Linked DNA regions of Homo sapiens: all the other regions are linked to region 2. A link is a contact called in ENCODE Hi-C or POLR2A ChIA-PET data. All regions are on one chromosome and are shown on one strand. Each heading gives the region's core, a stretch centred on a gene start or an enhancer-like site at or near the end of the contact. The rest is flanking DNA. Distances are from core to core; before and after follow the strand shown. Region 1 overlaps HTRA1 (HtrA serine peptidase 1). Region 2 holds the start of CTBP2 (C-terminal binding protein 2). Region 3 holds the start of HMX2 (H6 family homeobox 2).

The links. A loop is a pair of places that touch in the nucleus more often than their neighbours do. ChIA-PET counts read pairs that join two places held with the same protein, here RNA polymerase II (POLR2A). Pooled maps may share reads with other maps.
Region 1: a loop to region 2 is called in a map of ascending aorta, with 9 times the contacts of the local background. The contact joins the enhancer-like site here to the promoter of CTBP2 in region 2. A Hi-C loop is called at or near these places in 1 of 168 maps with a recorded cell type or tissue (ascending aorta). POLR2A ChIA-PET finds 5 or more read pairs at or near these places in 1 of 52 experiments (AG04450).
Region 3: a loop to region 2 is called in a map of CD14-positive monocyte, with 6 times the contacts of the local background. The contact joins the promoter of HMX2 here to the promoter of CTBP2 in region 2. A Hi-C loop is called at or near these places in 2 of 168 maps with a recorded cell type or tissue (CD14-positive monocyte and naive thymus-derived CD4-positive, alpha-beta T cell), 1 of 37 single-sample maps with no recorded cell type and 10 of 50 pooled maps. POLR2A ChIA-PET finds 5 or more read pairs at or near these places in 1 of 52 experiments (Panc1).

Annotation. Positions count from the first base shown.
Region 1 is chr10:122,492,912-122,496,817 of GRCh38, reverse strand. The region is part of intron 3 of HTRA1 (HtrA serine peptidase 1); the gene reads right to left. Among named protein-coding and RNA genes, the nearest start is that of HTRA1, 33 kb to the right of the region's middle. RefSeq lists an enhancer at 1,162-2,361. Within about 2 kb of position 1,802, at least 13 of the 41 ENCODE cell types and tissues checked have a DNase peak (open chromatin) inside an H3K27ac peak, as active enhancers do; they include ascending aorta, where a contact is called at or near this core.
Region 2 is chr10:125,158,396-125,162,154 of GRCh38, reverse strand. It overlaps CTBP2 (C-terminal binding protein 2), which reads left to right and starts at 1,592. Exons shown (of 11, transcript NM_001329.4): 1 at 1,592-1,836. RefSeq lists an enhancer at 212-821.
Region 3 is chr10:123,146,676-123,150,193 of GRCh38, reverse strand. It overlaps HMX2 (H6 family homeobox 2), which reads right to left and starts at 2,058. Exons shown (of 2, transcript NM_005519.2): 1 at 1,548-2,058; 2 at 1-624. The coding sequence starts at 1,815. The coding sequence ends at 71. RefSeq lists silencers at 1-241, 1,349-1,478, 1,869-2,188.

The sequences.
Region 1 (3,906 bases), core at 553-3,052, 2.7 Mb after region 2:
AGTTTGCAATTAGTCCAAGATCCAGGATCTGCAGGCTGAGCAGAAGTGGGAAATTAAGCAACTCCACCTGCAACTCTTGTCACCCAACTTGTTTCCTTGGCTGGCTCTCACTGTCCTTTCCATCTCAGCTTAGATGTCACCCCCTCAGATAAGATTCCCTGCCTACACTATCTGCTGTCTTTGCAGCCTGATACCTTCTACCCCTTCACTTGTTTGCTTCGTGCACTGTACTTATCGCCATATTTACTTTACATCACCCATTTCCCACACTAGATCTTAAGCCCCATGGCTTTGCCCACTATTGCTGCATCCTCAGCACCTAAGAAGTATTTGGCCAAGACAGATGTTCAACACACATTTATAAAATCAGGGAATTAACAAGGAATCACTAAAAGAATGAACAAACTAGACCTCGAAAGATCCATTAGGATCTCAAAATTGGATAATTGCCAAATAGCTTGGAATTCTGACAAAGTCCTTTCTACCAATGTCACAGAGAAATAGACAAAAATAAGGCCTCCCTCTGCTATTGTGACAAGATCAAAGCTTCATCTCTGCAAAAAAAAAAAAAAAAAAAAAAAAAAAAAAAGAACCCACAATCTCTGGCAAACGAAAGGGCAAACAAAATCAGCTTCTCTTCCTGCTCGCCGCGGCCACCTAGTGCTTCACCTCGCTTGGTTCTTATAAGCATTCCTGCCTCCAGCCACTTTCAGCTCCTCGAGGACAAGGTGTTAATTGCCTGCCACTGGGGCTGGGAATTTTTTTCCTGTAAAGGGCCAGGAAGCAAATATTTTTGGCTTCACGGGCCACGTGGTCTTCATCACAACTATTTAACTCTGCTGGTGTAGACTGAATGCAGCCATACACTCTACCTAAATAAGTGAGCATGACCATGTCCCAATAAAACTTTATTTACAACAACAGAGGGCCAGCTTTGGACTACTGGCTGTAGTTGGCCAACCCTGGACTCTGATACTCTGTCACACACTTGATAAACTGTCAAATGGAAGCAATTTGTATTCCCCCCTCAATGAAGAGGACAGGAGACATTCCTAAACAAATCCAGTCCCAACAACTTGGGAACTGCTTTGTCAGACCCATAAATAATAGTCTTAATCCAATTCCCTGAAAAGAGAGTGCCAGAGTGAAAAAAGGCATTACCATATTAAGAGAAAAATATAGCCAAAGAATTTCCTTGACAATCAACTAAGTTCTTGAATCCGGGCCAGAGAACACACAGGGGATCCAGTTCTGAGAGTTTGGGGAACTGAAACGTTTCCCAAGCCAGAAGGAGCTGCAATCAAGAGCTTAGGAGCCACGTCCCCACCCGCCTCTGGACAAAGCCTGGCACAAAATAAAAGCCAGCTTCTACTTCACTGTCTGGCTTCACATTCCCTCATGAAATATTGATTCCCGTCCCCCTAAAAATGGTAAAAATCAATACAGTAATAGAAGCCTCATAACGTCAACACCGTCTGTGGCATCATTAGCAAATGCAATGGTAGCCCTCAGAGTTCTCGGAGAAAAAGAAGAGACCACAAAATGCCCAGTACAGAAGGCGTTGGGGGAAAGAATCCAAAATGGAAAAACACAGAAACAAGAGGGGAGCTGGGGCAGTGCGATGTGCATTCCAGGCTCCCAGGCGCTTCCTTCATGAGGATGAGTGACAGATGACTCCAGAAGAGGGCAGCGGGTGAGCCCAGGCCCTGTGTTCTCTGATTCGCTTTTGGACGAGCTCAGGCCACTGAGTCAGCGCATCTGACCATCCGGTTGCCTGAGGAGAACCGGCGTGAGTCATGGCAAGCACCACCCCAGTCCACTCCCCGCCACTGCCATGTCCCGGGGGGCTGCCTGAACCCCCTCACTCAGCTGACTCAGGGAAGATTCACCATGCGCAGGGCCAAGTTCTGGTGGCCTGGAGAAGAGTGGCCTGCTCAGCAGCTCCCGGGACATGTAAAAGGCCCCAGGCCCCTCACCCGCAGTGACCCCCGTCTGAACTTGATGAGGATCAGGGGTGTCGGCCTTCCTTCTCACTGCACCAGCCAGCTCAGCAGTAAGAGGACCCTCTGCAAACACAGCGGCCCCAGCGCCCAGAGGGCTCCCTCTGTGGCCACTTCAAACAGGTCTGTGGGTGCCATCTGGCCCAAAGGTGGCCGTGGGGTTGGGGGGGTGGCGCAGGCCTACAGGGGAGGGAGGAAAACCACCTCACAAGCCTCAACAAGGCCGTTTCCAAATATTTACCTGGTTGTTGGCGTCAGGGAAAAGCACCCACGGGAAAGCTCACTGTTTCACCAGCGCTTTCCGTTACCAAAGACCATAGACCTGCTGTAGCCCTGACAGGACCACGTGTCCATCAAACTCCAAGCAGGCAAAGCCGGGAGGCAGGGGCATCTGCAGCCAGCCTTCTGCAGGGTCATTTCCTCATTGAATATAGGAGGGAAGCTCGATGCAGGAGCCCCGGGTGCCTTCCCCTCAATTCCATCCATGTGGCGGGTGCCCTTGCTTCCTCCGGGGCAGACAGCTGTGAACGTCCTACTCTGAACAAGGTTGCCAAGCACCTCCTACCTGAGGACCGACAGCCGGATGTGCCCCCAACCCCGCAGTCCAGCTGCAGAGATGAACTTCATTTGACAAATGAGTGAGGCGACTCTAAATTGTGATAAATAGACGAGGAGGGAAAAACCAAGAGTGGAATGCAGTTGTCCCTGGGGTGATGTGTCCCCAAAGTGAGGCAGTGGAGTTGAGGGGACTGGGGCATGGGGCGCTACCTCACACAGCGGGGTGGGGAGAGATGTCTAAGGCAGAATTTAATCAGAGGCCTGAAGGACAGGAAGGTTGGCTGCATGAGGAGCTGGAGAGGGGCGCTCCTGGGAGGGGAACAGCCAAGGCCCCAGGGGACAGCCCTGGCCTGTGGGAAGCAACCAAGGAAGGGGTGTCTGAGCAGAGCAGGTGGGGGTGGAGAAAGGAGGGGAGGAGGGGAAGGGGAGGAGGGGCAGAGAGAGTGAGGGGTGCCCAATCAGGTGGGGCCCTCAAGGTCCTGGTAAGGAGTTCAGATCTCTCTCAGAACAGCAGGAAATCTGCAAAGGCTGTATATAAGATGGGAAGGACATGATTCCAAAGATGCTTTTCTCCAAGTTTCTTAATCAGCACAGCTGGACAAATAGCTGTAGCTAAAGTAACTTTCCCTCCTACCTTCTTCAATACATCCCATTACCTCTGCCTTGTACTCCAGCCTGAAGAAACCAAACTGCTCTCTTTTTACTTTTCTCTCTCCCTGTCCCCACCCCTGCCCCAAACTGCTCAGGAAAAAAAAACCCCGCAGGGACAAAATGCCACCATTGGATGAAAGCTTGACATATGCTGCGCACAGCCAGTGGCTCATGTTAAACGCATTTGGAAAGAGTTTGTAACTGAAGCTGAACTAGTCTGCCCTCAAAGCTGCTTTCTATTAACATGTTTACACGCACACTGTCCCGACTTTCTGCAGCTGGGATTCCCTCCCCAGGCAGGCTGGCCCCAGTCGTGGGTCCCAAGGAGAGGGGAATTTCAGATTTGGGCAGAAGCACAGAAAGGGATGCCTGGCCGGGGCTGCAGGTGGACACCTTCTCACCTCCTGCTTGGAGGGAGACAGCAGGGCAGGCAAGAGGGGGCTGGTCCGTGATTGTCTCCCAAAAGCTCTTCCGGGTCCCAAGACTCAGCAGGCAAAGTGAGCGCACATGTGTCTGCTCAGCAGTGAGAAGCAGAAAAGGAGTCATTTGGTCACAAGCCCAGAAACATCTCTGGCAACTTCAAGCCACTGGAGATGTGAGGGGAGCTCCAAGAATGGGAGGAAAAGCAGATATTAAACTGGACTCACAAAGTGCAAGAACTCAGGCAGTGCTGGGGGCTCAACAGCAGGGGCTACAG
Region 2 (3,759 bases), core at 343-2,842:
TTTTAAACAAATCGATCCTAAGGGCTCAGTTCAGCCCACCCAGGGATTCTTGGAGGACGCACGCCGAACTCAGGGTAGTGAGAAGAGTTTGGGGGGCCCTGGGGCGCAGGGAGAAGACCCCACACTCCACGGCCACCAGCTCCCTTCCGGAGACGGCGCTCGGACGTCGCGGGTCACGGGCGGGGAATTTAGCCCAGGTGCTCGTTGGGCCGCGAGCGGCCGCTGGGCCTGGATTCCCAGGCTCGCTGTGCAGACTCCAACCTTGAGACGTCAGGACGGCGTGGGCTCCGGGCCGCCGCGCAAGCCCAGGACCCCGAGTCGCGGGCCCCCACGCCGCAGCGCGCCTCCCTCCTCGAGACCCGGGGCTCCGACCCAACACAGGGCTTCTCAAATGCCCCGGCGAGATCCAGGCAGCAAGAGGGAACCTTTTTTTTTTTTTTCAATGTGTAAGAATGTTTTGCTTCTTTTAGGGCACAGCACTGCTGCAACTTGCAGCACAGAGGGCCCTTCCCTGCGCACCCACAGCGGTCGCCGCCTCTCCGGCACGGTCTCCCGGATCTGGATTTGGGGAGCGCAAGTGCCCCCTGTGGCCGGCCCGCGCCTGACCCCGCGGGCCTGAGAAGGCAGAAGCGGCCGGTGCGGGGCACCAGGAGGAAGTTGGAGCCCGGGGGCCGGGAAGGGGGCTGGTTGGCGCCGCTGGCTGGGCGGGGCCCCATGGGACCGGGGCCACCCGGGGCTCGCGTTCCCCCACGTGGCCGGCTGCCCGGTACCCCACGTGGAAGGGGCGGAGGAGGATGAAGGGCCAGGGGAGCAGCGGACCCCGAGCCACCGCGACAGGACCTCGGCCCCTGCCACCGAGGCCCCCGCGCCTCCCGAGGGCCTCCCGGGCGGGGCCGGGCTAGGGAGTGCCCGCCGCGCCCGGCCCCTGGCCCTCCCGCCCGCCGCGCTTGTGTGCACTTTCGCGGAGCCACTAATCCCCCGAGAGAGCCGATTTGTAGTGAGGAGTATCTGAAGGGGGCGAGGCCGGCCCATGTGGGGTTGTGTCATTGGTTTGCAAAAAGAGACCCCGCCTTTGCCCCCCCCCCCCAAAAACAGGAGCGAGGAGTGAGCGAGCGGCGACCCTCACCTCGCCTCCCGCCTAGCTCCTGCGCAGCCAGCGGGTACCGGGAGCTGCGGCCAGCGCCGCTTCTTTCCTTTCCTTTTCTCTCCGTTTTCCTTCTCCTTCCCCGGAGGAGAAAACAAATAAAGAAGAGCAAATAGCCGGGAGGCGCTCGGCATCCAGGACGTTCCCTCCCCCGATCCAAGTTGGAATTAGCATCCTCTCGGGGGTGAGCGCGGCGCGGGGCGGGCCCGGGCCGGGGACCCCCAGCGCAGCCCCCTCTCGGCGGGCGGGAGGGCGCGGGGCCGGGACGCGGGGGGAATTGGGAACCGGGTGGGCGGAGGAAGGGGGTGGGGTGGGTGGGGAAGTAGGAAGAGGCTCGGCGGCGAGGGGAGGAGGTGGAAGGGAAGGGAGGGGTAGGGTGGGGAGGGGAGGGGAGCGGAGGGAGGGTGGGGAGGGCGGGAGGGGGAGGGGCGGGGAGCTGGAGAGATTAAGTTTTTGTGTGTGTGTCCCTGTGTGCGTGTGTCATTTTAAGGTGGCTCGGGAGCGGCCCGGAGGAGCCGGCGGCGGCCCGAGGAGCGAGGGACCGAACCGGGAGCCATGCCGCGCTGAGGGGGGGCCGCACAGCCGCCGCCACCGCCACCGCCGCCGGGTGGGGTGGGAGGGGCGGGAGACGCCGCCGCCGCCGCCTCCAGGGTGGGCGCCTTTCGCCGTGGACGCCGACCGTCCGGGACGAGGTAAGGGGGGCCCCGGGGGAGGGCTGGGGCCGCCGCCGCCCCCGCCTCACCTGCGGCCGCGGGCTGGGGGCGCCGCGCCCGCGCCTCACTGCGCCACTCAGGGAGGAGGAGGAGGAGGAGGAAGAGGGCGAAGGACGCGGAGCCGGCATCCGAGGACATCTTTGGTCCGTGCCCCCGGCCTCGTGTCCCCCCTCGGCGCCCGGGGGTGGACGCTGGCTCGGGGGTCCCCGCCCGCCCCCGCCACCGATTGCGCCCGCTGGCCGCCGTTTGCGCCAGGATTTTTGTTGTTGTGATGAGAGTTGATGAATGCGAAGTAGGCGGTCACCTTCCTTCCCATCAGGGTTGAAAAAAAAAAAAAAAGAAACCCCGAGCGCGGCGGCGTCCGGAGGGCAGCGGCGGCGGCGGCGGCGGCGTCTCGGCGACGGTTCCCTGGGCGCCCCCGGCTCCTGCTCCCTGAGCCCGGTGGGTGCGCGCCCGGGGGCCGCCGGCGACCCAGGCCGAGCGCGCGACGCGCCGCGGGGACAATACGGCCGGATCTCCGGGGAACAGGAGTCCGAGCGCGCCGGGGTGCGGCGGGCCTTGCGCCTACGAGGCGAGGGTGGGGGGGGCGCGGAGAAGAGGGGTTCCGTGGGGAAGTCGGGGCGTGAGCGGCTCTCGGTCCCCAGGGGCGCTGCCCCTGCCGGCGGGGGATCCCGCGCGGCTCCCCGGGAGCGCAAGTGAAAGACGGGAAAGGAGGCGAAGTGGAACCCTTTTGTTTTGCCGGCCCCGCATTGTTGGCTCCTCCGGGCAGCCGGGCCACATCTGCTGCCGCTGCCGCCGCCGCCACTGCCGCGCGGGGCTCGGCCCGCCAAAGTCGCGGCGGGGCGGGGGGCCTGGGCGGGCCGGGCGGCGGGCGCGGGCGGGGGCCGGGCGGGCCGGGCATTTCCTCTGCCCGGCCGCGCTCCCGCGGGCACCACTTCCTCCTCGCCCGCCGCCGCCGGGAGCCCGGCCCGCCCGCCTCCCCCACCTTCCCCGCCCGGGCCGCACTTTTCGGGTGGGGCGAATCAAAAAGAAAAAGTTTAGCAGGAGGGGCTGGCTAGGGCGCGCCCCGGGCGGCAGGGACCCGGTGCGGCGCAGGGACAGCCGGGCCGCCGCGGTTCCTCCTCCTCCCAGCCCTCCGCGGCGCCGGACGGCCCCGCGCGGCCGAGGGGAAGCGCCTTTCTTTCTCTCCCTCGCGCTGCCCCCAGCGCCCCGGGCGAGTTGGGCAGAGGCGCGCGGGAGCCGGGGCGTGCCTGGGCCTTTCTCCCGCGGGAGGCCCAGCGGCGTGGCGGGTCGCCTGCAGCCCACGCCGCGCCCTGGGGCTCGGAGGCCGCGGGCCCAAGAGCTCAGCTCGGTCACCGCGGGCCGCGCCGAGACACACACGCGCGCACACACTCCCTCCCGTGGCTCGCTTTCCGCCGGCGACGACGGTCGCGGACACGGAGTGAGCGTGTGCGCGCGAGTGTTTGTGGTTGTCCCCCCTCCCCCCGCCCGGTACTTTTTCCGGAGGCGGCCCAAGCGGCAGTTGGCTGCAGAGGACCCCACGTTTAGGATTTTATAGGGAAGAGGAGGAATTTTTCGTAGAAATCCCCGCTCTGCGTGCTCGTGGTGGAGGCTGCTGGCAATGGCCTACGTCGTCATACCGGGCTTCCTTGCCCTGTCCGGGGTAAACAATCCTTCTGTGTATTTACCCCCTTTTTTCTTTAAAGATTGGAGATCGGGTTAAGTTCTTAGAGAGTCTGATGCGAGTGGCTGGAAGGATAGACAAGAGAATTCTATTCTATAAATATGCATTGGGAATTTAAAATGCTAAACGCCTTATTTGCAATTCTGTTGGATATTCTAGAGACTGGTATATTTTTATCTGACATGGATAATTTTGAGGGGACGTTATATTTTGGGGAA
Region 3 (3,518 bases), core at 809-3,308, 2.0 Mb after region 2:
AGCCCTGCTTACAGTACAGTACGCGCCCGGCTCTGCGGGCAGCTGGGGGCGGCGCGGGGCGGCGGGCCGGTCAGTAGTCGAGCTTGTTGTATAGGTTGTAGAGAGGTAAGGCCGAGAGGTTGCTTCCCGGGTAGTAGAGCGGCGCGGGAAAGGCGAGCGAGCGCGGCACCGGCACGCGCAGCAGCGAACTGTCCCGGAACACCAGCGGCATGCTCACCAGAGTCTGCGCCGACGCGTGCGCCATGTTGGCCGCCTCCAGCTCAGCCGAGAGCTGCCGCTTCCACTTGTTGCGGCGGTTCTGGAACCAAGTCTTTACCTGGGTCTCCGTGAGCTGCAGGCTGGAGGCGAGGCAGGCGCGCTCCGAGCTGCTCAGGTAGCGCTTCATGTCGAAGGTGGACTCGAGCTGGTACACCTGGCTGCGCGAAAAGACGGTGCGCGTCTTCTTCTTGGCCGCGCCGGCCTGCCGCTCAGCGCCGCCGTCCCGCGGCCGCTCGGACCCCGGCGAGGGCGAGCCCGCGGGCAGGAGCCTCTCTTTCTCTTCTTTAAAGTCCGAGTGCGAAGGAGAGAGGAAAGGCGTGCGCTCCAAGCCGCCCGGGCCCGAGCCTCCGCTGCCCTTGGGGGTACCTGAGGAGCGAGAACAGACAGAAAGGCCATGGAGTTGGTTGGGGAGCCTCGGAGACCGCCAGCTCTCCCTGGGACCAAGCGGTTGGCAAGCGCCTGCAGCCTTGGTCCCACCTTACCAATCCCCTCCTCTTATCCCTCTCACTGGCCCCCCAAACCCAGCACCCCGTCCTTTAAAAGCGACAAGAGAGGGACCCAGCTACTTGGAGTATGGGGTCTCTGTGCTCCCACCTTTATGAATGGGCCAGGGGCAACAGGGAGAGGAGGTCTGGAGGGGGAAACATTAGCATGGTTTTAAAAGGCGAATTTGCTTGGTGGTAATTGAGCTGGAAGAGTTCCTCGAGCTTTATAGGGTGGCATCATTTCACAGGCCGTTTGTTTGGAAATCACGCTAAGGACTAACGCAGGACTCCCCTTCGTCAAATGTTGTAAAGAGGAACCGTCTCTGAAATGCACCATTGTCAATCATCTTGGAGTGCTAATCATTCCAAGGAGGAGAGAGAGAGAAAGGCAGAGATACGGAGCGAGTGAGGAAGAAGACTCAGAAAGAGATTACGGTGGAGACAGACTGCCCAGACCCGACTTGCAGATCTCCACCTCGTGTCCGGAAAGAAAGTACCAGATGTGCAGTGATTGAGGACAGCCGGGTGTAAGGCCGGCCGCGTGTCCCTCTCGCTGTGGTCCACTCTCTCAACAACTCAACCTTCCCCAGGAAGCCCAAGCCGGCACGGGTCTGTGTTCGCCTGCTCCCAGGGGCCCACCGGGCGGAGGAGGCACCACAGTGCGCGCCCCTCTCCCCGCGGTCCCGAACCCCCGGCTGCCGCAGCTCTGGCCAGAGGGGGCCCGGCGCGGGAGTCTTGGCGGGGCGCTCAGCCTCCCTCCCCTCGCGCTCGCTCGCTGCCACACTGGCGACGTGCGATCCTTACCCAGGCAAGGAAAAGGGATGGGGGGATGGTGCTTGGGGCCCTGCTCCTTAGGGCCGTGCTGGTCTGGGCAGAAGCAGGCGGGCGCCTTCCAGCCGTCGTCCGGCTCCTCCTCCTCCGAGGACACGGACAGGCTGCGCTTCCTGGCTGGCCAGCCGACGGGCTCCCGCGGTGCCTCCGAGGGGCCCCCGCCCAGGATGGACTGGATGGTGAAGCTGGAGACGCCACCGGCCGCCGGACACCCCTTGCCCGCATCTTCTTTGCTGCCCATCCTGGGTTCATAAGAAATCGAAGGAAACCAAGAACTCCCTTTAGAGACGATCTGGGTGATCTGGGTGGAAGGTGGTGCAGCAGGCAGGCAGTGGGGAGGGGCGGGGAGGAAATCTAGGGGGAGGGGGCGCCGAGGCTGGTGAGGCGTCCCTTCCGCGCCAGGGACATGCAGGCACCGGATGGCTGCGCAGGGGTTCCTGCCCGCCTGGCTCTGGGTGCGCCCGCCCAGCCCCGGTGCAAATGCCCCTTCCTCGCCCGCCAACTCGCCGGGTCTCCGGCGGCGCGGAGGCGGCGCGGCCTCATTTGCATAGAGGTTACCCGAACGCGGCCAATCGCAGCGCCGCCGAGCGGCCCCGGAAAATTTCAAAACGCTCCGGCCAGGCACACAGCACCGGTGCGCCCCCAGAGCGCGCCGAGGGCCTGGCGGGCATCAGCGGCGTCTAACCAGGGGCAGCCAGGGCTGAAAGCAGCTGCAGATTCTAGCCCGGGTTCCTGGCGGCTGCGGCAACTCCGACTCCTTGGACCCCTTGGACCCTTCTCTCCAGAGGCAGGGGCGGTGCGGGACTCGGAGCTGGAGTGGCTCGACGCCTCCGCAGGCGACGGGTCTCCGCGCCTCCCAGGGGCTTGTACAGGCTGCTCCACCATCCTCCCCCAGCCCTCCACCCCTTCTAGCCCCAGTGGGCGGGCAAAGCCGGCACTCCTGGGACCGTGGCGCCCTGCGTGGGGGTGAGGTGGGTTAGGAGCAGGCGTCTCCAGGCGGACGCTCATCCTCTCCAGCATGGCCAGGAGCCTTGGGAGCAGACATTCCCCTTCCCCGTCTGCAGACCTCATCCCTGTCACAGGTTCTACGGACCTACAGAATCTTTAGGGGGAGGGAGGAAGCCCTAAGACCTCTAGTCAAGAGATCTGGGTTCAAATTCCGGCACAACTATTTACACACTGCATGAACTTGCACAACTCATGCCGATTAAAGCCTCTCTGCCCTCATAGTTGAAAATAACTTCTCGGATTGCCTCAGGTAGGGATTAAAAGCCTCGAAGCACTAGCAGCGCATAGTAGGTACTCCATAAACCTGGCCGGGTAGCCCATGGCCCACCCGTGTTTTAAGCGAATCTGTGTTTTTGTTTTGTAAATTTTGAAGGTTTCCGAACTGCTGCAGAAATAGACGCCTTACTCCCAGGAAGAAGATAAGGAACTGGTGACAGGACTCGGTTTTAGAATTGAGCAGACTCGACTCAATTCTCGGCTGGGTGATCTTGGGGGAAGACATTTGGAAATTCTGAGGCTCGGTTTCTTTATTCCTAAAATTGGAGGAAGCAGTGCCTCCCTCGCAGAGGCTGTTGTGAGGTCAAACTACCCAGCACCGAGCCTGGCACACCGTGGTGCTCAGTAAATAGTGATTCCCTCTGTGTTCTCATAGCCCCCTTCTGTGCCCTGGCTCTCGCCCCTTTAATTCCTAGATCAGCTGTTACCCGAGCTAGAATTAGCCCAGCCAAGCAAAGCGGTTTGGGGCCACAGTCGTCTGCACAAGCTTCCTGGAAACTGAAGTGAGGCAAGGCCCGAAGTGCTCAGGCAACCCCGTCCCCTCAAGCTGTGACCTCTAGACCTCTTGGCCAAGAGATTCCAGAAGCCCTGTCTTTAGGGTGCCCCCCAAGTGCAGCCAAGGGTGAGTGGAGACTCTGGAATCAGTCCCCACAAATGTCC